Regions from separate parts of the Mus musculus genome. Here region 1 is linked to region 2. Evidence: chromatin loops called from intact Hi-C (ENCODE). Cell type or tissue: left cerebral cortex. All regions are shown on one strand. Links, peaks and the distances in the headings refer to the core of each region. The heading gives the core; the rest is flanking DNA. Region 1 holds the start of Gm24870 (a small nuclear RNA gene). Region 2 holds the start of Mast4 (microtubule associated serine/threonine kinase family member 4).

Evidence for each region. Hi-C counts contacts between places; a loop is a spot of excess contacts. Peaks named below come from ENCODE experiments on the same cell type or tissue, not always from the same donor. Only the 100,000 strongest peaks of a DNase experiment are listed, where the experiment ranks them.
Region 1: it touches region 2 in a loop (3-fold over the local background); 11 of 42 quality-filtered maps call a loop at or near these places.

Annotation. Positions count from the first base shown.
Region 1 is chr13:103,635,133-103,651,805 of GRCm38, forward strand. All of the region lies in intron 1 of Gm30551 (predicted gene, 30551), which reads right to left. Gm24870 (a small nuclear RNA gene) reads left to right here and starts at 6,794; the gene lies at 6,794-6,900. In left cerebral cortex, for the core only: CTCF peaks have their summits at 9,488 (motif pointing left) and 11,066 (motif pointing left); DNase peaks (open chromatin) are centred at 5,906, 9,457, 9,716 and 11,078.
Region 2 is chr13:103,325,380-103,342,052 of GRCm38, forward strand. Mast4 (microtubule associated serine/threonine kinase family member 4) reads right to left here and starts at 9,113. Exons shown (of 29, transcript NM_175171.3): 1 at 8,457-9,113. The coding sequence starts at 8,813. In left cerebral cortex, for the core only: a CTCF peak has its summit at 8,615; DNase peaks (open chromatin) are centred at 8,080, 8,642, 9,142 and 9,809; H3K4me3 peaks cover 2,712 bases; H3K27ac peaks cover 1,285 bases.

The sequences.
Region 1 (16,673 bases), core at 4,806-12,805, 310 kb after region 2:
AAACTGTAACCATATCAGAGTATGCTTGACAGAAATCAAGGTTGAGCAGATCAACAGGCAGGCATGGAGATGCTGGGACCTTCAGATAAGAAAGAATGGTGTTTGCAGGGGCTAAAATTCTCAGCAAAATGCAGTTGAGAATAGTTAAACCTGTATCTGTAAGTGAGCACCTACTATGAGCTTGATACAACAAAACCTTGATCTCAAAGGACTATGTCTACATACTTTCCACCCAAGCTTTTTAAAACCATATACATATGTATGTATACATATATATGTGGTGTCTAAAACAGTGAGCTTCATTTTGATCTGTTCACACATATATATGTTCAGATAATAATCAGTTTTTCAGTGCCCTTCCGTGTTACCCTTTCCCCATCCTGGGGTGCTCTCCCTCATCCTAAATAGTCCCCTGTTATTTTCTTGTCTTACTCACCCACACTTTTAACTGCTTCTTGGCTGTTGCCTTTAAATTGATCCAAAATTATAATACACGCATTTCTTGCTTAAATTTTTTTCTTAAATAATACAAAAAGTAGTGAAGAAATGTTTTGAAATTCCATGTTTTTGCAATGCAGAATAAATGATTACAATTTCTATCTCTCTTTGGACCTCTTCCCTTTCTTCTACTCCTAGCTCTGCATTATCACCCCCAGGAAACTCATAAACTCTGTGAAAACTACAAGGCTCATGTGTGTGTGTGTGTGTGTGTGTGTGTGTGTGTGTGTGTGTGTGTGTGTTTCAGCCATGTTTCTCTACAGTTTCATATTCACACCCAATTATTCTCTGCTCCTGGGTTAGCATATTCAGTTTCCATTCCTCCAATGGCTACTCTTCAGACTTTATAATAGTCTTAACTTGGTGTTCTTAGAACCAGATACAAAGCTATTGGTATCTGAGGCTACCTTTGAAATATCGGCTTCTATTAATCCCATTTCCATTCTATCTAAGTCCCAGACCTTTGTTGTTTTATGATCAGAATTTTAGTTATACTTTGCTCTTAAACATACACATCAATTATTCTTTGCCTCCTGAAGTCTGTGCCTTCCTTCTTGGTTTATTGGGGATTTTGTTTTGTTTTATTTTGTTGGGTTTCTTTTTTTTTTTTTTTTTTTTTTTCCTGCTTGAGGGCACTCTTTATCATTTCTTTCTGACTGGTAAACTATTCCATTTTTTCTATCTGAAAACATCCTTGCTTTTTCATCCCTCTAAATTATTTTTCTGGTCCTATAGAGTCCATAGTTTTCTCAAAAATATTTCAGCAGAGATAGCATGGTATCTACCATCTACAGATGTGTGCTAGTCACAATCTCTGGTTTCCTTGGTTAAGACTGGAGGAACTCTAAGCAATAATAAACACTGGAAGGGTAGTTCATTAGAATTTTAAATATCTTATTCAATAGTGTGCTTCCTTCCTGTTCTGGGCTGATAGCTCAGTCAGAGAGTAACTAACAGGCATGAGGACCCCAGCTTGAACCTCCAGAAGCCACATCAGAAAAGTCTAGTGTCAGGACTGATGAAGTCATGGATCTTGGAGTAGAACTTACAACCACAACTTTACTAAGCTGGCATAATCCCTAGCTACATTCTAAATATTTATTCTTATACCCACGGATAAGTATAGGTCTCACTCTTCATCAAAAGAAAATAATGAAATGTCTCCCTGCAACAGATGGAGCCTATTACAGAAAACCACAACCAATTCAAATGCTGAGTCCAAGTGATCATGTGGTGTGCAGCCCCAACTGATACATCCAACCACCCAACTCCTGCATTGAAGGCTCAGGGACCATAGCAGAAGAAGGGGTGGAAAGATCACAAAGAACTAGAGGAATCCGAAGTTTGCTGTGAGATTTTTGTCTCCAAGAAATGTCAGAGAAGCTTCACCCATGAAGTCTCATCAGCATGGCTGCCTAAACAAGACCTGAACAGTGAACACACCAATGTGCATGCTCACCTGTACTGGGGAAGGCTCATGGGACTGAAACTCTAGACAAGAAACTATAGGCAACTAAGGAATAGTGAGAATGGGAGGAACAATGCTCCCCAGGGAAGAGCGCACCAACTCATTATCCAATACCAAGTGGTCAGCCCTGAAATCATATAAATACAGGTACAATTATGGGCTGGGAAAGCCTGAAAATTTAACAGCTTGCAACACTAAGACAGGAAGGAGGATCATGAGTTCAGGGTGCTCCTTGAATATAGAGTGAGTTCTAGGTCAGCCTTGGCAGCCTAGTGAGACCGGTCTTGAAAATTAAAAATGTTTTTTAATTGCTTCATCTTGTATTTTACTTGTGCATGTTTTGCCTGCAGGTATAGATGTGTGCCACATTGCATGGCCTGGTGCCAGCAGAGTTCAGAAGAGGGTGTAGGATCTCCGAGAACTGGAGTTACATGACATTTACAGGATTACTGCCCTGTCAGTGTTGGGGACTGAACACTGGTTCCTCTACAAGAGCATCAGGGCTTTTAAGCAGTGAGTCACCATTCCAGGTTTTAAGAAAGGGTCAAGGATGTACTACAATGGAAACATTTGCCCGGTGTGTGAAAAGCAAAGACTCTCCCCACTCAGCCTCACAAAGCAAGCCTGAGATGACCTGCAGCCCAATGCCATGAAGTTTAAGCCTGGATGAGCAGACCACAAAGACAACCTCTTCGAGGTGCCACATAGAATAGGTAGGGCATAGCCCTCCCAAGATCACTCCAGACATCCAAAGGCATCAGGTAGCACTAAGATGAATAAGAGGTGGAGAGGTGGAAGAGAAGGCGAAGCAGAGGGATGTGTGCACAATGAAGAGAGGCAGAGCTGGAGACAGGAACATGGCCTCCTAAGGCCATGGTAAACTCTTCACCTGTGTTTCCACCAAGGGCCATGTCTGGCTCTGCAGCAGTGTGGATCTGTTACCACTAAAGGCTAGGTAGACATTCCTGGTCTGGGCTGCAATGTTGATGTCTGAGGGCTATACAGAGCTAGCCCTGCCCCTAAGCAGCTGTAGTACTTACCCAGGAAGCAGAGCAGAGCTGGCCCTGATTGGGGCAATGGAGAGTGTAAGCATGAGAAAGCTGACCCTGCCACTCACCTACCATGTGGTGGCATAGGCAAGGGAGTGTTGCCCTCTCCCCTCATTCCTCCCAACATATGGCAGGTGGAAGAGCTGTCCCTAGGGTCAATGAGAGTAGGGTGCTGGCCCAGGCCTCTACCAAGTGTAGCACTCCTGAGAGCAGGCCCTGCACCTCACCTGGGCAGCACAATAGACCTGACCCTGCTAGAGGATCCAGCAGCCTCTCAAGCCCCATCCCTTACAGGGCATGAGAGCCAGAGAGCCGGATGCTGGTGAGCTTGTCCTGGAGGTGTGGGTGCATGAGAGCCCAACCCCAACATCCGCCGCATCTACAAACTGCCGCCGTGCATGAAGGGGCCAGTCCTAGAGATCTGAAGCTGCAAGATCCCCATGTCACTGGGCAACAAAAGATATCTAAGAGGAGTCCCAGTGAGGACCCAGTATTGATAGTGTAGCAGGAATCAGATATCCTCAAACCAGGCCAATGACTCATTGCAGTGAACATTCACAAGTAAAGAAGTATAAGGGTATACTGTGGGACACACTGGCATAGACTACAACTTCCCCAAGGGTTTTTTTTTTCCTGTTTGGGGGGTGGGGGAGGTTGTAAGGGCAGAGGACAGGTACTTGAGGGTAGGGAGATGAGTGGGATTGGTGTGCATGATGTGAAATTCATGGAGAATCAATGAAAAAGCTAAATTTAAAAAAAAAAGAAGCAATTTCTACAAGCCCTGAAAATACTGAGACTGCACAGAGAGGGAGATGGCCTAGAAGTACCTTTTATTGTTAAAAATAACTGGTGGTCCAGCTATGTGGTTTAGTAGTATGCAAGCACCTGTTTTGTTCTGCTGCTGTGTGAACAAGCTATAGAAACAGCCCACAGCAGCACCTCAGTCCAGGCAGAGCAATGGGCTCCCTTTGACCTGCATCTCCCTACTTAATAAAAGATTCTATCATTTAATAGAACAGAAAGGTCCTCTGAGCTGCTCATGGATACCATCTCAACGGCCTCTAGAGAAGCTTTATGCAAGCTGTTGGGAGTAATCCTTAAAGGATGGAGAGTTTCGTGATTTTTGTAAAACCCACATAACTACTATTTGTAACTGGCAAATTAAAAGAAAAACATCTTAGGATAAGGCAGGATTCAGTTTAAGGTCTGCTTTCATTAGAACATCCTACCGAGTAGCAAGAATAGAAAGAGATTTCACTCTCCAGTAATTACCAAACATACCAAAAGAGTAAATCTCAGCACTGCTTAAATGTGTTCATGGTATTAGCTGATGGCAAAAGACTGTGGGTTCCAAGTGTCTTAGTATCCATTGTCTCTTGGTATCTCTGTTGAGAGAATTCTGCTGTCTGCCTCCATGCCACCATGTTGTAGGTAATTCCCGGACTTTACCTTATTGTTTTTAGATCTTTTGAGAATGGTTTTACTCTACAGTCAAAGCTAGCTTAAAACTCACTAGATAGCCCTAGCTAGACTAGAACTCATAGTGATTCTCTTGTCTCAGCCTCTTGTATACTAGGATTACAGATGTAAGGAACTACATTGGCCTTTCTTAGGGTTTATATTATGCATTTTACCATAATGGAATTGATCAAGGAATTTTTTTCCAATCCTTTTTGGCTGTCAATTCTTTCTTTCAAATTACTAATTCTTTCCTTATCTGTGTCTAAATTACACTACAACCCATCTCTGAGATTTTTAATTCAATGAGTCTACTTTCCCTTCTTTAAAGTTTCTACTTACATTTCTTACTTCAATTAAATAAGTTATTTTTTTTCTGTTGGTACTTCTACATGACTGGGATAGTGGCAGAGTCTCTTAGCATGTGATCAATCTGAAGTTGTCACTTTAATTTTTCACCATGACTGGGAATAGGATTCCAGGCACCTTGATTTATAACATACAGACTTGCAAGAACATGAACTTAGGACCTCTTTATTGTTAGAATCACCATGGAGCAGGAGAGATGGCTCAGTGGTTAAGAGCACTGGCAGCTCTTCCAGAGGACCTGGGTTCAATTCCCAGCATCCACACAACAACCATCTATAACTACAGTCCAAGGGGATTCAACACCCTTTTCTGTCATCCCTGGTCATCAGGCACGCATGCAGTGCACAGACATATATGCAAGCAAAACACTGTACATGTGAAATAAATAAATAAATCCCAACCAAAAAAGAGAAAGAAAGAGAAAGGCCATAACAGGAAAAGGGACAATAGGAAGTAGAAACCTGAAAGACTCTGTATGCTACAGAAACCACAATTACATCGTGTACTCTAATCACGGGTACAACGTGGCTTTGAAGCTCCAAACTCTTCAGAGAAAACTTTGCCCAAGAGACAAGGTGTTTGATCTTGTGCATAACAGCTCTGAAGGAACGATTTAGAGCAAGTAAGCCAGCAAACACTAAACAGCTGGATGCACGGTGGCCTGGCGACCTCGGGACTGGGCTGCAGGGAAACTGCTAATTGGAAATAGAAGATCCGTGTGGTCCTTCAGACCTGGCGTGTCAAGCTGCTGTTCTATTTCTCTTCCTGTTTTCCTATTGCAGGGGAATCGAGTGAAGAGAACTTTCAGCTGGTCAGCAATGCCAAAAGGCTAAAGGAGACTGGCTCTCTCAGTAGCCAACATGCCACAAAGAGAAACGTGCGTGGTCAGATGGAGATGTGGCAGAAGGCCACAGGCTACAAATTTAGTGGTTTCAAAAATAAAAGAGAAAAAGCAAACCCCACTCAGATAGGTACACTAGCATCCTAGTCTAGAGCAGCCTTAGCGCTCAACTCCCCTACACCCTCTACAGCAGCTACCATAATGAGAGTCCACAAGAATGAAGCAAACTGGCCCATCTGCACTGGCTCAGCGGCCTCCGTGTTGGCAAGCATGGAGAACATCCTATATAAATTATAAAAAGAGTATCCCTCTAGGGATTCAGCTCTGTTGGAAGACTGTTTGCTTAGCCTGCGCAGGGCCCTGGGTTTGATCCCCAGTACTATATAAAATCTAGCATGCTGGTGCATAGCTATAATCCCAGCATTGGAGGCAGGAAGCTATAATCCCAGCACTGGAGGCTGGTGCATAGCTATAATCTCCAGAGTTAGAGGCAGGAAGATTGGGAGTTCAAGGGGTGCTTAGTTGTCCTCAGCTACGTATAGAACTCAAAGGCCAGCCTAGCATATAGCAGACCCTGTCTCAAATAAATAAACAAAAGAATATACTTTGAGAAATACTGTAGTACAAATTATTTCCACATTTATAGTGGATATTTCAACTTAGCATTTAAATGAAATAATTACTGACTAGTGGATGATTCTCATTTCAATGCATAGATTAAATTTCTACCATTGGGGGGAAAACAAATGGAAAATGAGGCGAAGCTGGATTCCACATTACCCACGCATGGAAAGAACTGACTGTACAAGCAACTTCCTCTAAGGCTCTCAACCTTGGTCACATAGTCTGTCAACTGAGGCACTTAAAAAATACCAATGTCTGGGTGCTACCCCAAACCAATTAAACTCAAACATCCAGAGGGGGAGCCCTGGTATCAGCAATTTTTAAATGCTCACCAAGCAATTCCTATTTGCAGTCAAGGTCAAAACCCACCAGCTCTGATGAAATCTGAGGGGTTAGTCCTGAGAATCAACTGTCCGCTCTCAAATGGCATTCGGGCCCGACCTCAGAAACAGTTAGGCATCTGACACAAAAAAAAAACCAAGAATCGTGCTCGCTTCGGCAGCACATATACTAAAATTGGAACGATACAGAGAAGATTAGCATGGCCCCTGCGCAAGGATGACACGCAAATTCATGAAGCATTCCATATTTTTGTGGAACAACAATATGAACTAGCCAGCACCCGGGAGCTCTTGTCTTTAGCTGCATATGTATCAGAAGATGGCCTAGTCGGCCATCACTGCAAAGAGAGGCCCATTGGACTTGCAAACTTTATATGCCCCAGTACAGGGGAACGCCAGGGCCAAAAAGGGGGAGTGGGTGGGTAGGGGATTAGGGGGGTGGGTATGGGGGACCTTTGGGATAGCATTGAAAATGTAAACGAGGAAAATACCTAATAAAAAAGAAAGAAAGAAAGAAAGAAAGAAAGAAAGAAAGAAAGAAAGAAAGAAAGAAAGAAAGACCAAGAATCAAACAAAGCACCAGGAAAGCAAACTCCTCTGGGATCCACAAACACAGACTCTGCAGGTAGGCCTTCCTGCAGAAGCCAGAGCGGAGAGATCGTCGCAGGGATGTGCGCCATTCCATTCTCTGTCAAATAGTGGCTAAAGCAGAAAATTAGCTCTGTCGTCATCATTGATTAAGCAGTATTTTTCAAAGCCTCCAGTCATCAGTAAAGGAGTCCTACTCAACAGATTAACAGATTATTTTAGTGATTAGCTAGTGGTTTTCATTGGGTTAGCAAAGTGCCTTATAGATGCAGTGCACCCAGGCATGGGCTGCAGCTGTGACAGAGGCAATATCTCCATGCCTCTCCCTGACCTGTGCCTGATAGCCCCAGGACCAGGAACGCTTGAAGAGGATGCATAGAGCCTGGGTCACTGTTGTCATTACCTCATCTACTTCCTTTTACATTCTAGTTGGACTTAACAATATTCAGCGCTCTTTCTCTCTCTCTCTCTCTCTCTCTCTCTCTCTCTCTGTGTGTGTGTGTGTCTCTCTCTCTCTCTCTCTCTCTGTCTCTCTCTCTCTCTCTGTGTCTCTCTCTCTCTCTCTGTCTCTCTCTCTCTCTGTGTCTCTCTCTCTCTCTCTCTCTCTCTCTCTCTCTCTCCTTTCGCTAAGGAAATAAGCACAGTAGCATGAAACTTGCCTTCTCTAAATCCTCTGCGGTTGGTGAGGCATTTCCACACGCTTCCTCTATACACCTCCCCTTTTCACATCATCAACAACGCAGCCTCAGCGAGCTGGGCTGTACCAGCCAGGCAATTTTTCAGGTGCCAACATGTGCCTTGAGTATGCCTTGGCCAAGGCAGTGGCTGGCAGCCAAAGAACCAGGCAGGGACACTTCATTCTTGCCCTGAATTCGAATTCTAACGCACCAAATCTCTTGCCCGCCCTGCTAAAAAAAAAAAAAAAAAAAAAAGGTCCACTCCTTGTAGCCCTTAACAATTCCCTCTGCAGGCAGCAGCAGCTGGAGATCATGAAAGACAGAGAGCTCAGGGCCCAGGAAGCTGAAGATGCAGGTTTTTATAGCCAGGAGACCTTGAGTGAGCCATTTAACCTCTCTGACCTTCTGTTTTCTCTTCTGTAAAATGGAAATAAAAATATCCATCCTGTCTTCCTTAATAGATTGCCGTGAGATCGGGGTGGCATGATAGATGTAGGGGCTTTGCAAAATGTTAAGTCCCAAGTTTTATCTTTACAGCATATGATCCCGGCTCCCCTGAACACCATTCTTCATGACAAAGAGAGCCGTCAACATCAAACACACACTTGAAGGGCCCCTCTGGGGACGAAAGTTCTCCTTCCTACTGTCTGACTTACTGATGGGGATAGATATTCCCAAGGCATAGCAAATTCTGCTGGCCTTGGTCCCCTGAGAGCTGTCACAGAATATATGACAAAAAAGCCCAGAAAAGATAAAGGGATTAAAGGGATCAAAGGAAGAGGTTTTGTTTTAGCAAAGGCCTTTTCCATAGAGGTTATTAGAGAGGACAGACTTCCTGATCACCCCTGATGCTTCACATGGGGTCCCATGTGAGGCCCATTCAGCCAGAATGACCTCTATGGAGAACTCACATATCCTGAAGAACCTAGCTACCTGGATTTCAGTTTGTCAGTTGTACTTGGACAGGCAAAACAGGCCAGAGAGCAAGAACTTCACTGGTGTGGGAAGCAGTCAGAGGAGAGCGAGATGGTCCATCGGTGAAGTGCCTGCCGAGCAAGCAAAAGAGTCTGAGTTCAGAAATCCACGTAAAAAGCCAAGAATGGCCCCTGTGCCTACAATCACAGTGCGGGCTGGGAGGGGATTTTTGAAGGGATGCTGCTCAGCCTGTCTAGCCAAGCAGCAGATTCCAGTCATGGAGAGACCCCTGTCTCAAAAAGTAAGAGCTACAGAGGAAGGTATAAACATTGCCCTCTGACCTCTCCCCAACTGAAGAAAGCACCAAGAGAGAAAGAAGTAATGGGAGGGGGGATGAAGGGAGAGAAGGGAAGGGGGGAAGGGGAAGAGGGAGGGAGAGTATGTTAGACAGAAGAGCAACAACAGGAGTTACCCCAGCCAAGGGATGGCTGCCTTACAGTTAAGTAGAATGAAGCTGGGCTCCTAGGAATGAGTGTCACATTAAACAAAAGATTCAATGTGGAAAGTGTAGCCAGTACAAATGCAGCTTTTAAACATTAATAGAAGGAGAGGCAGGCACAGTGGCTGGGCAGGCCTCCCACTGGTTCGTTCAAGAAACTTGATGTGTAGTGACATCTAGTGGCATCACATATGAAAGGCTGCTGAAGTTTTTTTTTTTTTTTTTTTTTTTTTTTTTTTTTGAGTGGATGAATCAAAGTTTGTCTATATCTACAGGACAGAGAGCAGCCTTTTGTAATTCTCTGCCGCACTTGCTCATGCTCCAGGAACTAGAACTTTGAGAAAACCCATTCAGTGGTCATGTATGGTAGTGGAAACAAGAAAGGGACCAAGCATCTTTGGGCTTGCTATATGTTTATTTTTATTTAAATCGGGGCATATCACCAGTTGTGTTCTTGAGTCCATGAATGTAGCTGCGAGAATGAGTGACATATGGGCCAACGATCTAAGACATGTTGCCTGAACGGAGAGAGAAGCACTAAAGGATGACGTCACGTGGAGAACATGTCCCCCTTTGAAATAACACTTTTAAAATACATTTCATCTCAAACTGGCTGCCATTCTTCCTTTTACCCGAGAACTTGCAAGGTTTCCTTAAAAACTGTGGCATCCCAAGCTGACCAGTACAACCTAAGTTTTACTGTTACACAGACCACCAGCAATGTGGGTTGACGGTAGCAAGCTAACACTTTTCCAGGGTGTCTCAGAAAGCTCAAGCTGTTCCAGCAGATAAGAGTCTGCATTTCTGAGACACCCTCTCCAATCAAGAAATGAGTAGAACTCTCTGAATAAGCCAGCAGTGTCAGGATCGAGTGGAGAGAGAAGAAACCTCCCTGGAGGCTGCCTGAAGCCCAGGGAAAGAGCGACCATATGGCTTCCCGTTCTTGTCCTTTGTTAGGCACGGTTCTCAAAAGGAATAGAACCAACAGAACATAAATACATTATCAAAGGAGAATTATTAGCTTGGCTTACAAACAACCTGAAGAGAAATCCCTTTATCTTTCTCCAAGCCATCCAACAATGGCAGCCTACATGCTGGCGAGGCAGAGGTGCCCAGAGAGGTTAGGTCCGTAAAGCTGGATGCCTCCACTCAAAATGGGTTCCAAACAGCCACCAAATCCCTCAAGAGCTGTGAGTATTCAGTCCACATGGAAAGAACAAAACAGCTGGAGTGTGTTGTCATTGGAGGATGGCAGCAGCAATGATAGGCAGACTCCTGACACTTTTGTTCTTGGAGGGCATGGGATGGTCCCACCCACTCCCTCTAAGACTGGGTCTTCCCCTCTCAATCCTCTGAATCATCCTCATAGACACACCATGTCTCCTTCATTGGTTCTAAGACCCACCAAATCAGCAGTCAAGACCGACACATCACACATTCCTTACTGAAAAGGCCTCCTGCGGTTTTGAAAAAGTGTATGCTCTCCTATTTGTTCAACAAATAGTTCAAGACCAAGATTATGAATACATAAAAATAAAACAAAATCTTCTCTGTAGAGTGTTTCCTTGTCTTGGTCATTGCATTTGTCATATGAAGTGGCTTTTGAGCTCAAGTTAGGACTACAGTTGGAGCTTGTTTAAGACTTCAAATCCTGTGTCACATTAACGCAAGGAAATATGCTTGTAGATCACCTTTTGGTACAATCTAGCTCATCCAGGCTGAGCTGAGTGCCCGGAAGCGCCTCCTAGTGTTCAGTAGCAATATCTGCACCAAGGACAAGCTCAGCGGCTAAACCATAGATACCATCCAGCCATGTCTACCTGGAATGTTCCAAAGCCTGATGGATTGGGGGAAGGGATAGAAGGGAGCTGGAGGCTGAAGAATCCTGTCACTGTTGTCATAAGCACACTTAACCTCAAGTCCAATAACCCCATCAGACAGGCAGCTCCCTGCCCTCTAAACTCTCCAGAAAGAGATGTTATCCCCTTAATTGGTCAGTGGGCGTATTCCTCCCATGTTCAGATGTATAGTGCTATAGCTATTAGGAAAGGCACCCTGGAGAACTGGACAGGTGTATGAAGTGTGCATGAGTTGATGCACGCTCTCATGTATGTATGTATGCATGCATGTATGTGTGAAAGCTTCCTCTCCCAAATGGCCTTTCCTAGCCGTCTACTACAAGCATCCCATCTGCCCTGCTCATCACCAGAGACCTTTTCTAGCCTCCAGATCTGATCTCCAGTCCTCGACACTGCCCATCATGGCATCAGATGGCCCACAAGAATTTCACCTTCGTGTACAGAACTGAACTTGCCCTCCTCTCTCAGATCTACACTACCCTCCTCCCAGACTCCAGCTCAGTTACTGACACACCATCACCTGCTCACTCAAGCAACTTTTCTCGCACGCCTCTCTCCGTCCAAGTTCTAACGAGTCCTGACCCTGCTTAGCTCCCAGGATCTGGAATGTTCAGAATGGCATGGCTGCACATATGTCCTTTCCCCTTGCTTCCCTCCAACCTCCCCTAGCCCAGAGAATTACCAGGCCCAACGATTCTTCCCTCCAAGTCCCCCTCTGCTGAACCTCCCATCCTGTCTCTATTCATGCCCTCAGTTCCTTCCCCTCCATTGGCTTTAGAACAGCCACCCAGCCTTCAGGCTCACCCTCTCTAATACGATGCCACAGTAGCCTTTTCAATCCTGCCTTTGCCATCCTCTTGACTGAATTCTTCTGCCCGAGAATTCCAAGCCTTTCCCTAACTTGGATTCTAGGAATCATCTCTAAACAACCTTCACGTGTCCTTCATGTGCCTTACCTATGCAGATAGAATCTTGGAACCTGCCATCCTCCTCTGCCCTCTGTATCCTTGTGCATGCTGCTCCCTCTGAGTATGATGCTCTTCCTTATGTCCCCAGATGTCCACTCACTCCCTGCTATACCGGTGGTTCTCAGCTTTTGGGTCTCAATCCTTTTAGGGGAGTCAAATGACCCTTACACAGGGGTCATATATCAGATATCCTGCATATCAGATATTTATATTACAATTCATAACAATAGAAAGATGAATGGTTAGGGAGTAGCAGTGAAATAATTTTGTGGTTGTGGATCACCACAACATGAGGGACTGTGTTAAAGGGTTGCAGCATTAGGAAGGGTGAGAGCCACTGCTTTGTACAGATTTGGTTGCACCTTCCTCTATGTTTATGAAACTTTCTCCTTTTTTCTGCGCCTCAACTTTCTGTATGTCTCATACTTCTGTTTTCCTATTCTTCTCCACTAGAGTGCAAAATCCTTAAAGGATATGTCGGTATCTTTAATACTCTTTTTTACCTCTAGCATTTGGCATAAATTTGGCATTGATTTAATGGTTCAGTAAACATTTGTTAAAAGACTGGAGAGAAAACTTAGTTGGCAAAACGCTAGACATAGAGTCATGAGAAGTTGCGTTTGATCCCCAAAACCTATGTGAGAAGTCATATTTGATGGCACACACTTGTAACCCTAGCACTGCCTGAGACAGGCAGATCCCTACAGTTCCCTGGCCCAGCAACTTGACCTACTTGGCAAGTTTAAGGACAAAGAGTCCCTGTCCTAACCAAGTGGACAGCACTTTCAGAGCACCCAAGCTGGACCTCTGGCTTACACACACAGGAATAAAATAAGCATTTGTTGAATGAGTCAAAATGAAAAACAGCCAATTGCCTGCACACAGCAGAGGGCCTTCTGAGTCAGAACTCAGACTCGTGAGTCCTACTGTGCATTCCGCAATTTCCATCATGCCGGTGGTCCTTCCTCCTCCTTCTTCCCTGCTGACTGGCATCCTCATTTCCCTCTGGGAAAAACCCTTCTCCATGAAGACCATATGGGAAAGTGGACTCGGTTTCCAGTTCCAGAATGGCACATTTCTATCTTAGTGATTGGCTCCAGCAGGGCATAACTGATTTGAGTCCCATAAGTCATGGGAAAAAAAAAAAAAAAGAAAGATTCTCCACGGGCTTCTCAAAGGCCCAGGAGGAACCCCCACTTCCTCTTCTGGACTCTGTCAGATGCAGGCCATGGCCAACTTCCAGCCTAAGAAGAAAGGAAATACCAACAGAGCTCAAAGCGCCCTGCAGTGATGGGGCAGGAGCCTCTGCACTCAGCTACACTGAAGTCCACACTTACTCCCAACTTCCAGTCTCACAAATCCAATAAACCTCTGGTTAAATCCTTTGGTTTTATGCTATTATTACTACTAATAGTGAAATGTGTCCCCTGAAACATACATTCAAGATAACACATGTGTGCATGTGCATTTGAAAAGTAAGGAGCCATCATTTTTGCCCTGCTTAATTCTCTGACAACAAACCATCTTCCCAGCCACCATTCCCTTTGCTTTTGAAATACAGTACAGTTGAAGGAAAATTGGAAGAGCTGCCATGGTCAGCTCAAGTGCATGACGCATCAACAGGCAGTGTGGTCACGTTGTGACAAGCTTGTCTAGAAGCTAACACTCCAATAAATAAGTTGACATGGGACTGTCAGAACTAAGTTCAGGGTCAAATTTTAACTACTCTTTACAGCCCCACACTTTCTCTCCTGGCCTTAAGCACTCCAGTCTATTGATATACCCATCAACTTCCTGGCTGGTTGTCTTTTTTTTAAAAAAATAAAAATAAAAGCTGTCAAATCAAAGTGGAAAGTCAAGGGAACATGGACGAACCCAGGCCCCATGAGAGTGACTGTGGAGCTGGCCAGAAACATCCTGTGTAGATCACTTTTCACTGAGGGAAACAAAATTCTTGGGGACCTTTGTGGGGAGATGCAGGCAGGGTTTCAGGGTGTACCCCAGGCTAGCCCTGAATTCCTGATCCTCCCAAGCGCTAGATTGCAGGCAAGGGCCACCACTCTAAGCTTCTTGGGGACTTTTGGAGTAGAAAAGAATGAATCAAGGAGGTGTTTGTAGAAATGACAGTGGGGTTGGAAGCACACCTGTCAAAGGTGTGATGAAGCCAAAGGAGCTCCAAGGCAGGGTCAGAAAGTAGACGGGAACTGTGCATTCAGCTCTGCTGCTGCTGAAGGAGTTGCTCCTGCCAATAAGCAGAAGGCCACCCAGCCCAAGCCTGGCACTGTGCGAGCCACAACAGCATGTCTGATGAAGCTGCCAACAGTCACACTTGGCCACCAGCTATAAATACAACAGCCCCTCACCCAATCCTAGTGTTCATCTCCTTCCATGGCACCCCAGGCAAACACACAGGCAAATTGCTTCTGGGCCTTTCCTTCCCTGGCCTCCAAGGTTGAGTGACGTAGAAACAGTCAGTCCATTTTCTCTTGCTATAATGAAATACCTGAGGCTGGATACCTTGAAGAGATTCATTTTGTCTATTTGTTCTTTTTTTTTTTCCATTTTTTATTAGGTATTTAGCTCATTTACATTTCCAATGGTATACCAAAAGTCCCCCATACCCACCCACCCCCACTCCCCTACCCACCCACTCCCCCTTTTTGGCCCTGGTGTTCCCCTGTACTGGGGCATATAAAGTTTGCAAGTCCAATGGGCCTCTCTTTGCAGTGATGGCCGACTAGGCCATCTTTTGATACATATGCAGCTAGAGACAAGAGCTCCAGGGTACTGCTTAGTTCATATTGTTGTTCCACCTATAGGGTTGCAGTTCCCTTTAGTTCCTTGGGTGCTTTCTCTAGTTCCTCCATTGGGGGCCCTGTGGTCCATTCAATAGCTGACTGTGAGCATCCACTTCTGTGTTTGCTAGGCCCTGGCATAGTCTCACAAGAGACAGTTATATCTGGGTCCTTTCAGCAAAATCTTGCTAGTGTATGCAATGGTGTCAGTGTTTGGAAGCTGATCATGGGATGGATCTCTGGATATGGCAATCACTAGATGGTACATCCTTTCGTCACACTTCCAAATTTTGTCTCTGTAACTCCTTCCATGGGTGTTTTGTTTCCTATTCTAAGAAGGGGCAAAGTGTCCACACTTTGGTCTTTGTTCTCTTGAGTTTAATGTTTTTAGCAAATTATATCTTATATCTTGGGTATCCTAAGTTTCTGGGCTAATATCCACTTATCAGTGAGTACATATTGTGAGAGTTCCTTTGTGATTGGGTTACCTCACTCAGGATGATGCCCTCTCTCCAGGTCCATCCATTTGGCTAGGAATTTCATAAATTCATTATTTGTTCTTAAACATCAAATAAAGGCTCAGCAGCAATGCCAAACCAAACTTGAAAAATAAGAGAAAAAAAATATCATAGTTCTAGAGATCCAGAAACATGGTGCTGGCCTCAGGTCAGCTCTGGGTCTCATGATGGATGGTGTCACACCATGAGTACATATAGAAGAGATCACATAATGAGACTGAAGTCAGAGAGAGAGCCATGGGTCAACTGTTATTTTGTAACAGTTTTTACATGAGGAAACTAACCAGGGTCCCACAAGAACTGTATTAACCCAGTCCAAAGGCAATAACCTCAGGGTTCCACCTCTTAGGGTTTCAACACTCTCAACATCATATCAGGGGCCAAATGTTCCACCAGAGAACATTTGAGGGACCAACCACATACAAGCCACAGCAGGGGACAAGCCATGATTGTGAGAATTTAAAGGGATATCAAATATTTAAGGTCCTTTCATGTGTCTGTTCAACCTCCTTGCATCTATCCAAGGAAAAGGGCTCAGGGGGGTGTAAGAAGACAAGAGCTAGATCATGTAGGCAACCCCTAGAGCAGTGGCTCACAACCTGTGGGTTTTGACTCCTCTGGGGATCAAATGACCCTTTCACGGGAGTCTCATATCAGATAGCCTGTATGTCAGATATTTACATGACAATTCATAACAGCAGTCAATTTACAGTCATGAAGTAGCAACAAAATAGTCATATGGTTGGGGGTCACCACAACATAAGGAACTATAGTAAAGATTCACACCAGTAGGAAGGCTGAGAACCACTGACCTAGGGGCTGGGAAGAGATGTCCCAATGCTTACTATCTGGTGGCCACTCATACGCATGGGCTCCAAAGAATGTCCCACTTCTCTCCTCAGATCATCTGCAAATCTATACATCCCCCTTTATTTTCTCTTAACCTTCTCTTCTCTATATATATCATCCCAACTCCCATTGTCTACACTATGGAATGTCCCTAGAGTACCCCTGGAGGAAGCAAAGAGAAGGACAGATCTGAGTCTTTCGAGTCTCCATAGCAAGGAAACTTGTAAAAAACCTTTCTCCAGCTACTAGTGACCATCCTTAGAACAAAATCAAAAAGTCTTACTAAGCTAAAATAGTTTCTGTCTTTTCAGGGAGCGAGAGGAAGCATCCTAGAGTTTTAGCAAACTTGATTTGGAA
Region 2 (16,673 bases), core at 5,271-13,270:
AATAGCTTCTCCGCCAATGATGGCGCTTCCTGGGGCCCTGCCTTAGTCTTCCTGGAATTTGGGGAAATTTTTACTGGCTTCATCCCATTCAAGTCTTGTGCATATAACTACAGCTGCTGCAAATACATGAGAGTAATCGCCATATCATGCCCAGGAGACAGCAGAAATAATAAAACAGAAGACAGTAAGAACACTGCACGTTCCAGAACTGCAGACTAGTGGACTAACCATCCAGAGCCAGCTCTCCTCCAAGTGGAGGAGCTCATGAAGGGCTCCATTCCCCTACTGGGGTGACTCCCCATAGCCAGGTTACTCTGATTGGTTGGTTGATTGATTGATTGATTGATTGATTAACTCTTCACCTTCAGGATGCTCACGGCTAAGCCAAGTCCCTCCCAATACAACTATTTTCAATTTCAAAAGGGGTAATGTGTAAAACCGAATTGTTAAGGGCATTGTGATAGAGAAAATGAAGAGCTAAAGTTGTCGTTTCTGGTGGATCTCTTGTGCTCTATTCACAAAATTTGCATCATGGCTAGGAGCTACGCATCACAATGGAATAAAAGCTTATCCCTAAAAAAAAAAAAAAAAAAAAAGGTCTTCAAGGTACCTTGGGGACTAGCTCCTCAGTCATCAATAAAGGAAAGGGACAGCTTTGGGGGGGGGGGAGTTAGTTAATTCCTACTGAAAGGAAACAAACCTACAAAGAAGAATTTCCAAGAAACAGTGTTATCTTAAATGCCATTAGCAAGGCTATTTTTCAAACAGTAGATAAATAATTCAAAGTCCTGGGACTTAGTGCAGAGAGGAGACAGGCTTCCGACACATGACAAGTGACTCAGTTCACCTTTGCACAGTACATCTTCCCTTCTCTAACGTAACGAGGTGCTTTAACTTACTAGTCTGATAAGGGCCATATGGGCATGAAAGTGGGTGTCTCCTTGGGTTCTTCTCTTTTCTCACGGCACTGCTTTCTCAAGACCAGCGTCTGGGGCTGCTGAGCTCTCTGAAGAAAACGCCTGTGAGAAGCTCAAGTGCTATTTCTTAAGACCGGAAACCTGGGCGAGCGCTCAGTTTATTTCAATGAAGCCAATCGAGTTACCACTGCGTGAGGGCAAAGGCGGGTGCTCCGAGTTAACACTGTGTGTCTCTATGGGACCAACAGATCCACAAGAAGTAATGCTATTTGGAAGCCAGCCTTTATATACAGAAGGGCTTTCACTGTATCTTCCTACCGCTTCACTAATGAGTGGAGTTGAGCTGCTTGCCATTATGTGGCTACAATTTTACGTACGGCTTCTCCGAACGCAAGAGTGGATAACTGAGCAACACAAGCTTGGCAGCACCAATGCTTAACGCAACCCAAGGTGTAATGATATTTGGAGACAAACATAGAAACACACAAAGTCACCACCCAGGAAAGAATGTCACACTTGACTTCCGACAGGTTGAAAAGGAAACTGAGGTGGAAGGCCACGGCCCAAAGATCCACATCTGACGGGAGTTTGATAACACGGGCTCATCCACCCATATCAAGCTGGGCTCACTTGGGAGGTTGCCCTGTGCTGAAAAGTGTTAAAATGACAAGAGTTCCGAACATTAGAATTAAAATTTCATTTTCCACATGGTAGCCTATGAAATCAGTAAGGAAAGGAGCCAAACGCGCCGGTATCTCTATCTTCCTCTACACACGCCCACCTTCTCCCCGCAACCCCCGATATCATCACAGAGCATTTGGGCTGAAAGGTTCAGTGGAAGTAAGTACCATCATCAAAATTATATCGACTGTGTCTGAACGGAGAATTGATGGGCGAGCAGAAGACTACAGGCCTGGGATACAAATGTCTAAGCCGTCTCAGGCACGTGTCTAGTTAGGAATGCAACTCATTAAATGAGCAGGAATGCGCAGCATTGAGAGTATCGGCATCAGTCCCTAGGGCCTTCACGAAGGTTCTATGCTCTTTCACTGTGTGGCCACACCGTGGAGAGACTTCGGACCACAGGCCTGGACCTACTTTTTTGCTATCTTTGAAGAATGGTTCTTTTCTCCTGACCCTGGAGGTAAGTACTGTGCAGTCCTTCCCAGGAATTCCGAGGCAGGTAGAAGCAAATGGCCAAAAAGACGGGCAGAGAAGCAAATGCCCAGAGCTAGAGGAACAGAGGTCCCCTGCTTAATCTTGTGTTTCACACTATGCCTCAGCTTAAAATAATGCTACCAGGTACGAAGCCACAGGGAAACAGGCAGAAGACAGCGGAAAAACCTTTGAAGCCAGTAATGCAAAGCCAGGCAGGTGTCAGCCTGAATGTGTGCAAAGGAGGCCCGGAGTCACTAGGGGAGAAAAGAGCACACAGCCAGCCGACCCAGCAACATTTACATAGAACCAACCGGCTCCTGGATTACTGTAAGCTCAAATGTGTACACTGTCTCGAAGGGACAGAAGGGATTTGGGGGGAGGGGGGTGTAGAGGGTAATTTGCATTCTCCTCTGGGAAGCTGGGATGGCCTCTGGACTACAGTTCTCACCTCTTCACCCCCAAAGCATCACATGACTTCTAACTCCCTTCCCAGACCACAAACCTTCACTTCTGGGATGAAGTTTGAGTCATCTTTCCTGCCTCACCTCACGGCTGACATCAGCCCTCTGTCTAACAACCTGGTAATTCACATATTCGTCAAGCCCTGTAGGACACCGATTAGTAACCGATCCCTAAGAACGGGTTCCATATGGAAAAGAGGGGCGGTGTCTTCAGAGAAAGGCTAACGAATCACGCACCATAGAGTTTGCTGTTACTACCTCATAAAAATGTCCCACCCATGAAATTAATAGTGATACACGTCACCTGCCTAACTACTCAGAGAGGAAAGAGCCTGCCAGTCTACCATCAAAATGCCCTAGCAGCATAATTCACCCTGGGAGCAACTTGGATCTCTGCTTATCCCTTTCCAGGGTAGTGATGGTACCAACGTTCTTCAAGAGCCAGCCTCCCCCATCCTCAGTAATAAAGCAAACGTCCTACGGAATGTTTCACAGATGGCATGCATCACGCTGGATGTGAACGTGGACATAAAGGGCCTCAGTGTTAATAACCTAGATGAAGTCATCCGTTCTCCGTGACTGGACCAGGATCGGACCCTGACCCCGGAGCAGGGAAACTCTCACTGCTGCTCTGAAGGGGTGAAAGAAATGAGCACCTGCCCTTTCCAGGCAAGCGCACGCGATCATGAACGTAGACTCACACGCAGCCCTGTATCCATTAAGTCTCAGTAAATGGGTAGACGCTCAGCTGCTCTAAAATATTAGCGAGGTGTAAATACTTACCATGTCCTGGAGTACAGCTTTCATATGTATTTACCTGGAGTCCCTGAACTAACTTCTCTCTCTTCCCTTCCCCATCTCATCCATGCTTGTTTGGATTATCAGTTCCAACATAGGAACGTGTGAACTGACTATACCCACAGCTCTCAGCACACAGGCTTTGAGGTGCCTGGCTTCCTGCGAATACAATTCTCATCGGGTCAGACTTCCTTGCTTCAGGCACTCCAAATGGTTCCCCGCGCCCTAGCATGAAGTTCTCAGAGGCCTGCACTACTACCTGCTCTTTCAGACACCTGCTCCCTGCTCTCGCTTCCTCCCTCCATGCCACTCCGCTGCCTTTGGTGGCCACCCTCTCCCCTGCTCTTCCCTGTCTTCTCCTCCACCTAACTCCTGCTCAGCTTCAGCACAAGCATCCTTTCCCAGCCTCAGCTCCCACACGCACGGAATTCCAGGATTTGATCACATAACCCCTTCACAGCCTGTGCCTCGGTCGCCACCTTTGTCTCCAGTTAATTAATAATCACCGTGTGTTTACGTCTAGCTCCCTCGGTACATGAGCAGCTGCATGATGTTGAACCCATCTCTGTCCAGGATGACGACGCCCCAGAGCTGGACTATATAGATATTGCTAGGCTGACTGCTGCTTTAATCTCGTGGCGCACACTGAAGTATTGAGTCAAAAAGTAGACTAAATAATAAATATGCCAAGATTCATGCACTTCCCTTTTCAAATTATGTAGCTTCTGTGATTAATAAAATATAAAGTCTATGAAAAAACATGGCTGAGATCATGGTTTCCTTTTGCTGTTTATTCTCATAAGCAATAAAAACCAGAAACCCATCCATTATATTACTGTTATGTGGGGAACCCCAAAACACAAATACCCTCAAAGATGTTAGAGGCACCCCTTCCAATCAGACAGCATTTAATAAAACACTTTAGAGACACCCCCTAAGTGTGCTTATAGTTAATAAGGGACACTATTTCTCAATTTTTGTCAATAGCATAAGTCCCTTGGTATAGCAGAATACAACCAGCTAACATGCAGTAAGTTGGCAAGCTCTTTAGCTACAGAGTTCCTTCGGGCCATTCTGAGTTTACAGTGTCTCTGGAAGTTTCTGATTCTAATACTCACAGTGAATTATCAAGTGTCCCTGGTTTGACTTTGTTAATTGTACACACACACACACACACACACACACACACGTCATAATACCTCTTTTCTCAGCCACAAGGTTTTTGTTTGCCTATTTGTTTTAATAGCATAGGGGTCAAGAGACTTATGCATCCTATTTCACAACAGACAAAACAAATGGGCACACAGTCACCCTCAATCAAACACATCAGTAGTTTCAGAGACTAGTTTTCAGAATTCACATTGCTTTGCGAATTCGTTGACCATCTGTTTACTAAGTTCCCATTCATTTACTAGAAGTGGGTGCTAGGCATCCCAAGGTTAAAATTCCTGCTGTCTGAACTTATCCACCACCAGCTACCAAATGGTGACCCCACTGGGATCATAAGGTACTGTGAGAAAGAGACGCCCTTAGAGCTTTGGTTCTCACCTGCCTAGTCCTTCGACCTCTCAATACAGTTTCTTATGCTGTGGTGCCCCCAACCATAGTCATTTTCATTGTTACTTCACAACTGTAATTTTGCTACTGTTATGAATCATATCGTAAATATCTATGTTTTCCTGATGGACTCAGGTGACTAGGTGAAAGGGCAAATTGCATAAACGTCAGGGAGGTAAGTCCTCCAAATTACGATGTTCATCAGAAATTCAGTGTGCCATCCCTCAACATAGAGAACCCCACATCTACAGACTGGCAGCCAAGACACAAGGCAAATACTGGGGTGGGTTTCTTTGCTTGCTTATTTCTTTGCCTTAAACAAAACAAAGTCACCCATCAGTGCTGAATCTCATGGTTTTAAGTACAAAACCATTTGGTCTGTAGCTCAGTGATAAATGCTTGCCCAGTGCATGTAAGACTGTAGATTTTATCCCCACACCATAGGATAATAAAGGCAAATTAAAATTTTAGAACTCTCTCAATGACAACATTCAACATTTTCATTTTTAGAACACCAAGGTCCACAGGTCTGACTGAAGTGTATAAGACTTTATGTTTACGTGTGAGACAGACTATGAGACAGATAAACACTGTGACCTTCAAAACAACTTTAACAAAGTTATCAAACAAAAATAGCACTGGAGTAATACGCTAGAACCAGAATTTCCTTGCATTTGAAAAACAAATACAGTGAGTTGATATTTTTAAAAATTCTTTGGGGAAAAAATTAATCTCCCAAGCTACACAGCAATTTTAAAATAGAAATGAATGTCTTGTCACACTGTGAGTTGCTCTTAAGCTTTTTAATGTTTTATAGTCTGGGCCCTTGCTACAGTATAACTAAAAACGATCACCAGGTGATTTGTCACCAGGTGATTTGTCACAACTTGTCCTAAGATGAAGAGAAAGAATCCCAACTTATTTCAGGAAAGGGGGAGTAAGCTGAGGGCAAGAGAAACAAACGCCTTAGCAGTTAAGAGCAACTACTGCTCCTGCAGAGGGCCAGAGTTCAGTGCCTAGCATGCACATCAGGTGGCTTACAGCTCCTTGTAACTCCAGCTCCAGGGGTTCCCGTGCCCTCTCTGGACTCCCAACAGCACTTGCTCTCGTGTGCACAAGCATACACATTATTTAAAAATAATAAATCTTTTAAGAACGGGAATAAGAGCTCGGATTCTCTCGAAGTAGACAGTGTGTGAGTTACACATTAATGAAATAACAAGTCAACCCAAATTTGAAGTTCGATTTCACCATATTTTATAAGCAATAAACATAAAAGTTAATGTTCGCTGATACTTGGTGCACAATATCAGCTGCTATGCTGAGACTAAATCAGATGATGTGTACAGGTGTATACAGAATGTCTCTAGTGCTATTGCTATTACTCCCATTTAGGAAGTGAGAAAACTGAGGCTGACAGAAGTCAAATGGCCTGTAAGCACACATGATCAATGTGACAGAACCAGAAGTCAACCCCAGGTATTTCCATGAACGGGGGTGTTTTTCAGTCTGTCATTCCTGAACCTTCTGGCACAGTAATTTAGTGTGTGCTTTTCCTACGGAAAAGGGCAAGAGTTTTTGTTAATTCCTCAAAGCCGAAATTCCACAAAAATCACAATCCCACAATTCCATGCAGTGTGCCACATCAGTACCAGGGTGTGTCCAGGAGCTTTTACACCCCCTCATCAAGTTTTAAGTTTTAACCCTTTCTGCTGCTGGGGTCAGGGAGTCACATGACTTTCTTCGGGTTTTGCCTCAAAATTTCCCGGGCCAGTCAAGACTGTGCCCCATCATCCCCTGGTAGGCTAATTCGTGCCACAAATTTCAGCCCTGTCTGTTGGCATCCAAATCTGAACTTTCAAAAACAATGACCCAAACCACTTGGCCACTCAACTCGGAAGCACAGAGTAAGTTTCAATCAACCAACCTTCACTGCCTTGCCTGGAAAATAAGATATCATTATATCCACTTCAGAGAAAGTAAGACACTGTCACTCTGGGGTGAGGTGATAAGTCAGCTATACAATCAGGACCAAGAATGAGAACTTACCCACCCCCATCCCCCACATCTTCAAGACCTTGTGAATGCCATGTTAGCTATACAGAATCGTTAGACTAGGACAGCCAGTTACCCAGAGCCAACATGCTACATCAAAAGGAGATGTACCCAGGAGACAGCACTACTCTCTGCCAGCTCCTAGGGTGAGTGTGATGTTCAGCAAACTCCTGGACTATGACTTAACTCAATCTGGAACTTAGAGCTACCCAAAATTCCAGGCCAGAAACAGCACTCGTGTTGGAATGAACTTAACCTTGAAACTCTCCACTTTTAACTACAGAAGTGAACTTCTAAGGAAGGAAATGCATCCAGGTCTCACAACTCAGGAGCCAAAGAGTTCTAGAAAGCAGAGTTCCAGGCACCTGCCGAGATCCCTGAACTCCCACAGCATCCAGAAAAGGATCATGGCCAGAGATTTGGCCAACCACCAGCCAAGGCTCCTTCCATCTTTGCTTGGCTAGAACTTGCCTCTGCAAGATCCGGCCTCTACTTCCAGGCTAGATGCCCAGGGGGCTAAAGCCAGGACCCCGGGCTCTGTTTACTTCTTCTAAGGACAAAGGCAATTGTTTCCTACTGCTAATCCCAGCAGAGACCGGGGAAATACCAGTCTGGCACGGCGGAATTAATTTCACACGGAAGACTACGCTAGGGTCATGTTTTATTTATGGTCCTGTCTGATCAAGATGATTTCTCCCACAAGAGATGTCCAAAGCAAACAATCTTAAAGACTTGGAGAATCTTCCTTTCCTGTCTTCCAAAGTAAGAGGGGAAAGGGGCGGAGGGGGGCGGGGGTGAGAAGAAAACCAGAGATAGCAACCTAGTGGATTACAAAACTCGGTGTGTCAGGAAGAGACCGATAATTTTTGGATGCACAGCCTTCGAAGAAATGAGGCTAGACAAAGTCCTCTGAACAAGACACATCCTATCCAGATTGGTGACAGCGCTCCTCTGGACACTGAGTCCAAATAGGAGCCGGCGCGATAGGCTTAGCATGGGGAATCTTCCTCTTCCCCAGGATGAAAGGTGAAGCGACCACCAAAACCACCCACGGGCGACTCCAGCGTATTCTGGTCTCTGACACCCCAAGAAGCAACTCCACAGTCACCACTCCCACCAGCGTCAAACGCTCCAGGTCTCCCGCTCCATCCAAGACCGCAGTGATTAGCGATTCCCACGTCTAAGAATCTGGATATGAGTTGTGGGGACAAGCCAAGCTTTCAGATCACATTCAATAGCTAAGGACCCAAGCAGATACAGACATGAAGGGATCGATCGGCTCAGTGACACTTCCAAAGCACACGGTCGGGTAGCCCATGTAGACAAGCGCGCGAGGACAACCACTAGAAGTCAAGGACCCACAGAGTCTCCTGACAGTCACTATCCCAGGCTGTAGCAGAGCACCTTTAGTTCCCTCCCCTCTCCAAGACACCAGCGCGCACGCAAAGGGACCTAAAGGGCCCCTACAGCCGGGACCTGGAGGGTGTGGGATGGGACAGACTGAGCCCACCTCTTCATCCTGCTCCTCTTGGGATGCGCTGCTGACCTGGGGCACCGGCAGCACCGCTCCTCCCGGGTGCGGCAGCGGCAGGGTAGGGACTCCACGCTCCAGAGCCACGCGCGCGGGAGCCCACGCGGCGGGTAGCCGGGTTCCCAGGGCGCCGCCCGGCGGCCGCGGCGGCTGCGACCTGCAGGAGAAGCGGCTGGGCTCCCCTTCCTCCGACAGAGTTTCCGAGCCAGAGGATGACTCCGCTGAGGAAGCGCCCTCCGAGGACACGGCTGCCGCCGAAGAGACTAGGGTCCGGGCGCCGTGTCCGCTGCAGCCCCGGGGCACGGGCTCAGGCGCCTCGGAAACTTTCTCCCCCATGTCCCTTTTCGGCCCAAAGTGCCGTCCGAGGGGTGGCGGTGCGCTCGGCGCCTCCCGAAGAAGCCCCGGCTGCTCTGCTGTGTCTGGATCGCGCTGCGGCTCCCGGGCTGCGGGGAGCGCCGCCGGCGACTACATGACAGAGGTTGGACCACAGGAGCGCGTCGCCAAGTTCACTGCCGCCGTGGCTCGGCTGCTGACATGGACTCCCGCGCGCGGGGCCATGCCCACCGCGATCGGCGCTCCGCGCTGCGCCCGAGCCGCCGGGACTGCGGCTTCTCCCGCTAAACCTGCCTCCGGGACGGAGCGGAGGAGACGGGCAGCCCGCGGAGCCAATGGCAGCGCAGGCGCGCTGGTGGGCGGAGGCTGCGGAGCCGCTGGCCGCGCGGGCGTCAGGTAGGGGAGGTGGGGCCAGGAGCGGGCCACCCGATCCCGCGGGAGCTCTGGGTGCGCGGGGCAGCCCCACGGCGCGGGGATCCACAGGGCCGACGCGGAGTCCGCGGACTTAACTCGGTCTGGGACTCAGAAATGGGTGGGGGAGTGGCCGTCTGTCCTTGGGACGTGGGTGGGAGATGGCTGAGTGAGGCGAGACCTTGGAGAACCGGACTTTTAGTCTCCAAAAAGTGAAATCGGGGAAATTAGGCGGGAGGATTCGCGTGAAAACGGAAGCGCGCGGCCAGTCACGCGCAAACTCACGCTCCCACCCGTGTGCAGAGAGCGAAGTCCGTGGTGGGTGGAGAGAGGGGATCCAAACGCAGCCCATCTCCAAGCCTCTTTCTGGATAAACCTCTTGGGCCTCAGTTTCCTCAAATTGTAAAGGGAAGCGTCAACACCGATGTTGTCTGGCAATAAGACTAGATAGAGCAAAATAAAGTGTCAGCAGAGTTCCCGGCTTGGACACAAGCCAAGGTCTCCAAAGATGATTTTTCTGTATTTCTGCTTAGAAACTAAAGTTAAGTCAAAGACACGCGCTTGTGACAAAGGAAGGAAACAGCTGATGCTCTGTGTTTAGGACCAGGCTTTATCAGAACGGTCTTAGCAGCTCTTTGCGGTTCTGCCGCTGGGCTAAGGGACATTCCTAACTGGCTTTCTCTAGCCCTGCATAGGCACAACGCGGCCGACCTGGGGCCTCATTTTTCCTTTCCTATAAGAACAAGGAGAAAGAGCTTCCACCAAAGCACCAACAGAATAATCACCTTAACCTTTGTGGTGTCTTGGATCTGCTGGGAAGCCAGTGCGGAGTTAGGCAGCGAGAAATAAATGAGTCCTACTTGCCTTCAGCTCCAGACCCGTCTGAGCTCCACACCGTGACCCGAGGTATAAATTCAGCCAGCTTCCATTCCACAGACGTTGATTGAGATGTGTGCCAGTTGGTTGCAGGGGATACAAAGATGAATACGGCAGGTCTCCTGCCCTTGAGGAGCTTGTGGTCGGGGGAGAGATTGATATTGCATAATACCGCCTCATTATTCATGTTTAAAAGCTCTGGTAAGTGCTACAATGTGCCGTGGGAGAAGAGGGGAAGAATTACACCGAAGCCATTGCAGATCTTCAAGCCGAGGAGTCCTCCAGAATTTTACATTTCTCTCTGTCAGAACAGGTCTGCCAAGGGTCCTTGAGAAAAGGACTGGAGTTGAAAGCCCCGTTGGCTAATGAGCCCTTTTATGCTACCTTAGTATTTACAAGTGATAATGGGGGCGGGGGGGGGGGTGCTCATCTAGTCTGGACAGGCGGCTTTGTCCTGAATACTTTCCGACTGCCTCTGAAGAGGGAAGCTGTAGGATGTGACCCTCTGGCTGTGGATAGCTGTCAGAGTTGCATTGTGACACTTCAGAATGATCCAAAGGGAAGGGAAGACCTGCTGAGGTAAAAGGACATTCAGGAGACTTAGCTAAGTGGCAATGTAGAGGCTGAAGAGCGCACAGTGGGGCGGCCTGAATCCACCCCCTGGGCTTCACAATGACTTCCCTCCTTAGAGTACTGGCCTTTATCTGAGCCCCTATGTGGTTGATTCAGCACAGGGGAACTGAAATAAAGATTTAAGCAAGCCATTCACATCAAAGAAGAGGAGGGATTGCCTTCTCAGTTCGGGAAGGGTGCAACAAGGACATGGTTTGAATCCTAACAGCTAAAAAAATGGCAGTTCCTAGAGCCAGGGCTCTCCTGCGCTAAAGGCCTCAGAGTCCTGGCAGAAACCGAATGAAATACTTTAGGGATGAAGACACAGGCCAAAGAGCTGGTCAAAGGTCACACAGCAAGTGAGCAGTGGCTCTGTGGTTGGTACTCTGAAGTCTGCCTCTCAGAACAGTTTTTTAATCAAGGATACACATATGTGACTACTAGACTATAAATAACCACGGAAAAGGAATATTGTCGCCTTGGTTCATTATGCAAAAAAAAAATTTCCCTTTGGTCACATTTTTTTTTTAACTCACAAACATTTATATGACACTATGTGCCAGGCAACATTTTAAGCACTGTGCAAAAGCTATTATATACTCAATCCTTGTGTTGATCCAATAAGGTAGTGACATTTTTTTTTTGGTCTTGTATTACATCTGTGAAATACTGAAACCTAATGTTAACACAGCTAGCAAGTGTTAGAGCCAAGATTCAAAACTAAACAGTATTCATGTTCTAAACCTGTCCTTTTCTAAGTCAAGTACTAAATACTATTTGTTAAAATTACAAACACTGATCCCAAATAAATACATTTTACATTGCAAATTGTGGTACACATATATGCACACAGATGCAAAAAAAAAAAAAAAGCCAGTTTGTGATTTAATGCCTTTGTTTATAAACAATGCAGCCTGAAATTTTTATTGAATTTGTCCAAAAATAACCAAGACAGTTGTGAGTTACTAAGTGGGATTCACCCTCTTCAATAAAGCACACTCTATCATCACACTTGACCACGTGTGTCTGAGAAGGATGACGACTATAGTTTAAGCTGAGTTTCCAGATAAGAACCGGACAAACTCAACACCACACGACTATCAATAGAAGAGGGTCAGAAGGTCAAAATGGTTCCCCGAAATTACCCCAATCAGGCACAGAGGCAAATCCTTGGATATGGATAAACTGCTGGACCCAGGTCAGTTTACATGTCTAAGTCCTGCAATTTTCCTATCTTATTGAAATATAAATTCCTTCCTATCTTATTGAAATATAAATTCCTTCCTATCTTATTGAAATATAAATTCCTTCCTATCTTATTGAAATATAAGTTCCTTCCTCTATGACTATCTCCAAAAGAATGTTTCAAAAATGTCTCCAGTGTTTGATACTTTGGGGCCTGAGGAGAGGGAAAGCACACACACACACACACACACACACACACACACTGCAGGAGGAAATTAAAGACACAGTCATGACACCTGGTAGATAGTAGGGCATCCTCATATGAGGAACCATGGCATCCACAAAAGATGGTCGAAGCACCTGGCTCTGCTACTCCCAAGGGCTTAGCACCCTACCCACCACACATATGTCCTTTGTGCACTTGCATCCGATTTCTGTGGCGTGCTCCTAAGTGATGGAGCCATGGCCTCTGGAGCTATGTGGTCTCTCCCTGGCTCTGCTCTGTGGGTAGGGCCAGGTGAGAATGTCAACTCTGACTGGCAGATGAATGATGTTCTAATACCAAGGCATCGCCCGCGTCATCGACTCCAAATGCTGTGGCCTTTCTTCCAGGCATCAGGTTTAGGGCTCAATAAAATAGAAATCAGGTCTTCTTTCTGTAAAATGAGATCATCATAAACTCAGAATGAACCTTTTTTTGCAAAATCACAGTTAATATGTTCCTAACTATTTAATGCACTGCAACTGTTAAATATCAGCTTGTCCTATGAAAGGTGATGGATTATCTACTTTTTCTGGGTTAGTTTTATATGAGCTGTTAATGCTGGGCTTTGCTTCTTCCATCAGGGTGAAGAAATGCAGTATTAAGAGAGTAGCATTGACCAGAAGGCAAGTGTATACACACACACACACACACACACACACACACACACCACATACACACACTATACACAATATACACACAGCACAGGTAGGGATGGGACCTTCCTCTTCTCTTTTGTGTCTAGGATCTAAGGAAGGAAGGATTGCAGTACAAAGTTCCAGAAGGTGAGTAGAAATTTTTTTAAATCTTGGTAGGAAAGGCCTGGGAGAAAGGGTAACATGTATTGCAGGTATCAGGGTCTCTCACCTACAAGGTGAAAAGGGTGGAAACTCCAGTTCTGTTAGCGAATAAAAGCACACCTTTGATGAACCAATTGTCTGCAATCTGATCTATTGCATGTGTGCCAAAAGATCACCAGAAAAGCAAAAATGCTGGTACCCACCCAATGGTGTGGGACTCTGCATTGTTATAGAACTGCCCCAAGTGAATAAACCTTGCATATTTGAAGGCTGAGGGACTGTCACAGATGACCCTCATTTGAAAAATCAAAGAGATGTTGTAGGAACAAATTGCATGCCTCCATGGGACTCAGATAAAAGTGACTTAACTGCAATTGGGGCTCCCTGGATCTTGTTCTACTCTCCTGGAGATCAGCCACCTTGAGGCAGCTTAGCAGCTGGACAGGAATATGCATGAGCTAAAAACAACTGGGAAAACTGAGCTAATGCAGAAACAAGCCACAGACAGCGTCCCCAGAGGGATTCTGTTCAAACAAGAGCCAACATGGTGACCTACTTCCCACAGAAGATCCCCACCTTTTGTACTGGTCTTTCCAAGATGAGTTGTCACATCTGGGATTTTTGGTTATACTTTCAGCATGAAAATGCGCTTTTATTATCACTCTTCAAAAAAAAAAAAATTGTCCAGGACTCTCTGCTTGTTGAGGTAATAGAAGACAAGGAAAAAAAATGTAGTCACTCCTTTTTGTTTAGTGTAGTGGTTTGCTTTCAGAGTCAAATACTTTCTGTCTTAAATAGGATTTCCATTGCTATGAAGAGACACCATGACCAAGACAACTCTTAAAAAGGACATTTAATTGGGGCTGGCTTACAGTTTCAGAGGTTCAGTCCATTATCATCATGGTGGGAAGCGTGGTAGTGTGCAGGCAGACATAGTGCTGGAGGAGCCAAAAATTCTGCATCTTAAAGGCAGCCAAGAGAAGGTTCTCATTCTACACTGGGAGGTGCCCGAGCATAGGAAGCCTCAAAGCCCACCCCACTGCCCCCACCCACCCACCCCACAACACAGTGACACATTTCCTCCAACAAGGCCACACTTCCTAACAGTGCCACTTCCCATGGGCCAAGCACATTCAAATCACCACAAATGTATATTTTAACCCTTTTTTTTTCTTTCAGAGAGTGTAGTCTGCCAAATAAACATGATACAAAAATCAGAATGTGATCTCTAATCCAGATCTGCAGAGAACAGACAAGATTCCAAAGGTTTTAGAACAAAAGAGAGTCAGAAAGCCTGGGTCCATTGGTTATTACCCACAACTGCACATTAGACTCCCTCAGGACCTTTACAAAACCCTGATGCTGACTGACACCCTAGAGATGTTTAGTTGGTTTAGGATATGACTTAAGGACTTAACAAGTTCCTAAATGGGGAGTGATTAGTTTTAGGGCTGAGGTAGTAGAAATAAAAGGTGAACCTGGAATAACTTTACTCAAGAATTGTTCAAAGAAAGACTGCATCAGAAGGTGGCAGGTACCAGTTTTAAAAAAGGACATTGTTGTGGCCAAGGCTGGGAGAATTTGAGCTCCAAACATTGATAATGTTGGGTTTTAAATCACAGGATAAATAAATATCCATGAATCTGAATTCATAATTAATGAACTATAAAGTAACTGAATGTGTAGGGTATTGTTTGTTGGGAATTGTACCTACCTACTGTGTGAGATGCTAGGTTTGATCCCTACCCCTGTGGGGATCAAATATCTGTAATCCCAGTATTTGGGAAGTGAAGGCAGGAAAATTCATACTTCAAAGTTGTCCTTAGCTATGTAGCAAGTTCAAGGTCAGCCTAAGACATGTGTTCACTGTGTGGAAACAAAACAAAACTATGCAGACAAGTAGAAATTTCTGAAAAAAGAATAAATTTTATTGGGGAGAAAAGCAATAAGAGAAATAGAACTAAGCACAGCAATAATGTGGGAGGGGGCAGGGATGACAGGACTAAGAAAGTCTACTAAACTGATCAGGTAGAAGTCTGAGGACAATAGGATTAAAATAGACCCAGTGTTCTGCAGCAAGATGGCCATCAATACAAAATGGAAGCTAGTGACTTCCCAGTGGAGAGGACCAGCAGACACCAACCTAACCTAATGTAAAATGAGCATCACTAAGACATATGAACATCCTAAGCCTGTTGCTAGGATAAAAGGCATCATCTCTTGTGCACATAGCAAACATACATAGCCTTACTCTATCATGAGAGCACATGACAAACGGAATGAGGGGCATTGTAGAGAACCACCTCAAAGGTATTCAGGCCATGGAGAAGAAGGAATGTGCAAGGAACTGTCACAAAAGTTCAGAAGCTACAAATAGGAGACCCTGAAACAACAGAAAAGGACATTAGAGGAGAAATTAGTAAAATTTGCATCGAATGGGTTAGGGATATCAGGATCCTTGAAGAGCTCTTGAGACTAAAGCTGAAAGAACTCCCTGCTGGGAACCAAGAATCCCCTAAAGTTGGGCTGCAACAGGGTTATGCCCTTTCTTTATAGAAACTTTGGTTCTTATGTAAAATCCACCATGTGTAAAAATTTTATACTGTTTTATCTTTCACTTATGTCATAAAAGGCATGCAAGGGCCTGTTGCAGGTAAGAAGATAAAATGAAACGGTTGGAGACTTAGCATCATGAAAGATGGGGGTCTCATGAAAGCAGTGCAATGGACCAGAAGCTCTGGAGTGAGTTTGCAGAAACAGTCCCAGAACCTCAACACAGAGCTGGCAAAACAGGCAAGCGCTGCTTTGGAAGACTCTAAAACCCAGCTGCCTCTCCACCATCTGTGCCTGCAGTGTAGGCCCTGCACTCCTTCAGCCTCTGCACACAGTCACTTCTCTATACTTCCATCTCTGTGTGTGCATCTGATTAGCAGGACTAAGTCAGATGACTGTATCCCGGAGGCAAAGGAAACTAAGGCGGGGGTTTCACAGTCTATCTTGTTAAGACAGATTCACACCACGGGGGACCATCACCATGCAAGGGTGTCAGATTTGGTGAACAGGAAGAACCAGAAGAATTCTGGTTCCTACAGAGCTCCAATCCTGGATTCACTGTGCCAGATGTCTAGACAGCAGGTAGATGTGGGCCTGAGCATCCGCTCCAGGAAGGCTGCTCCCAACAGCTCACTAAATATCTCATATTAGAGTGGTCATATACTGGACACAATCTCCATTCCAGAGACTCTGAGCTAAAATGTTCTTGTGCATTATGTGTTCAACCTCCTTAATAATCCCAATTCAAGGATATAATTCTCATATTACAGATAAAGAAACCTGGGCTGAGAAATTACATGATTTTTTTTCCCTTCAAAAGTACAGTGTAGAATAGGGTTAGGGTTTAATCAATGTTCTGTGTCAAGCCCATATTCTCCCTAATATTTTGAGTTTTTAAGCAAGCCAACCCATAGGGCTGTTGACGTGGCAATCACTTTAGAGACCATGAAAATATAAATGCTTCTTTTGGGGAAGATCATGTATAACTATCAGATCTCAAAAGAGACCTAAGATCCCCCAATTTTGATGAACTACTGTGCACCTCAAAGTTGTAGCAACTCAGCTGATGATCAAAGGCAGTGGATATGGGTGTACTCCAGATCAAATGTTTCCTTTCAGTGTGAGGGGAAAAAAAAGCCATATAACTTGAATTCTGTTAACAAA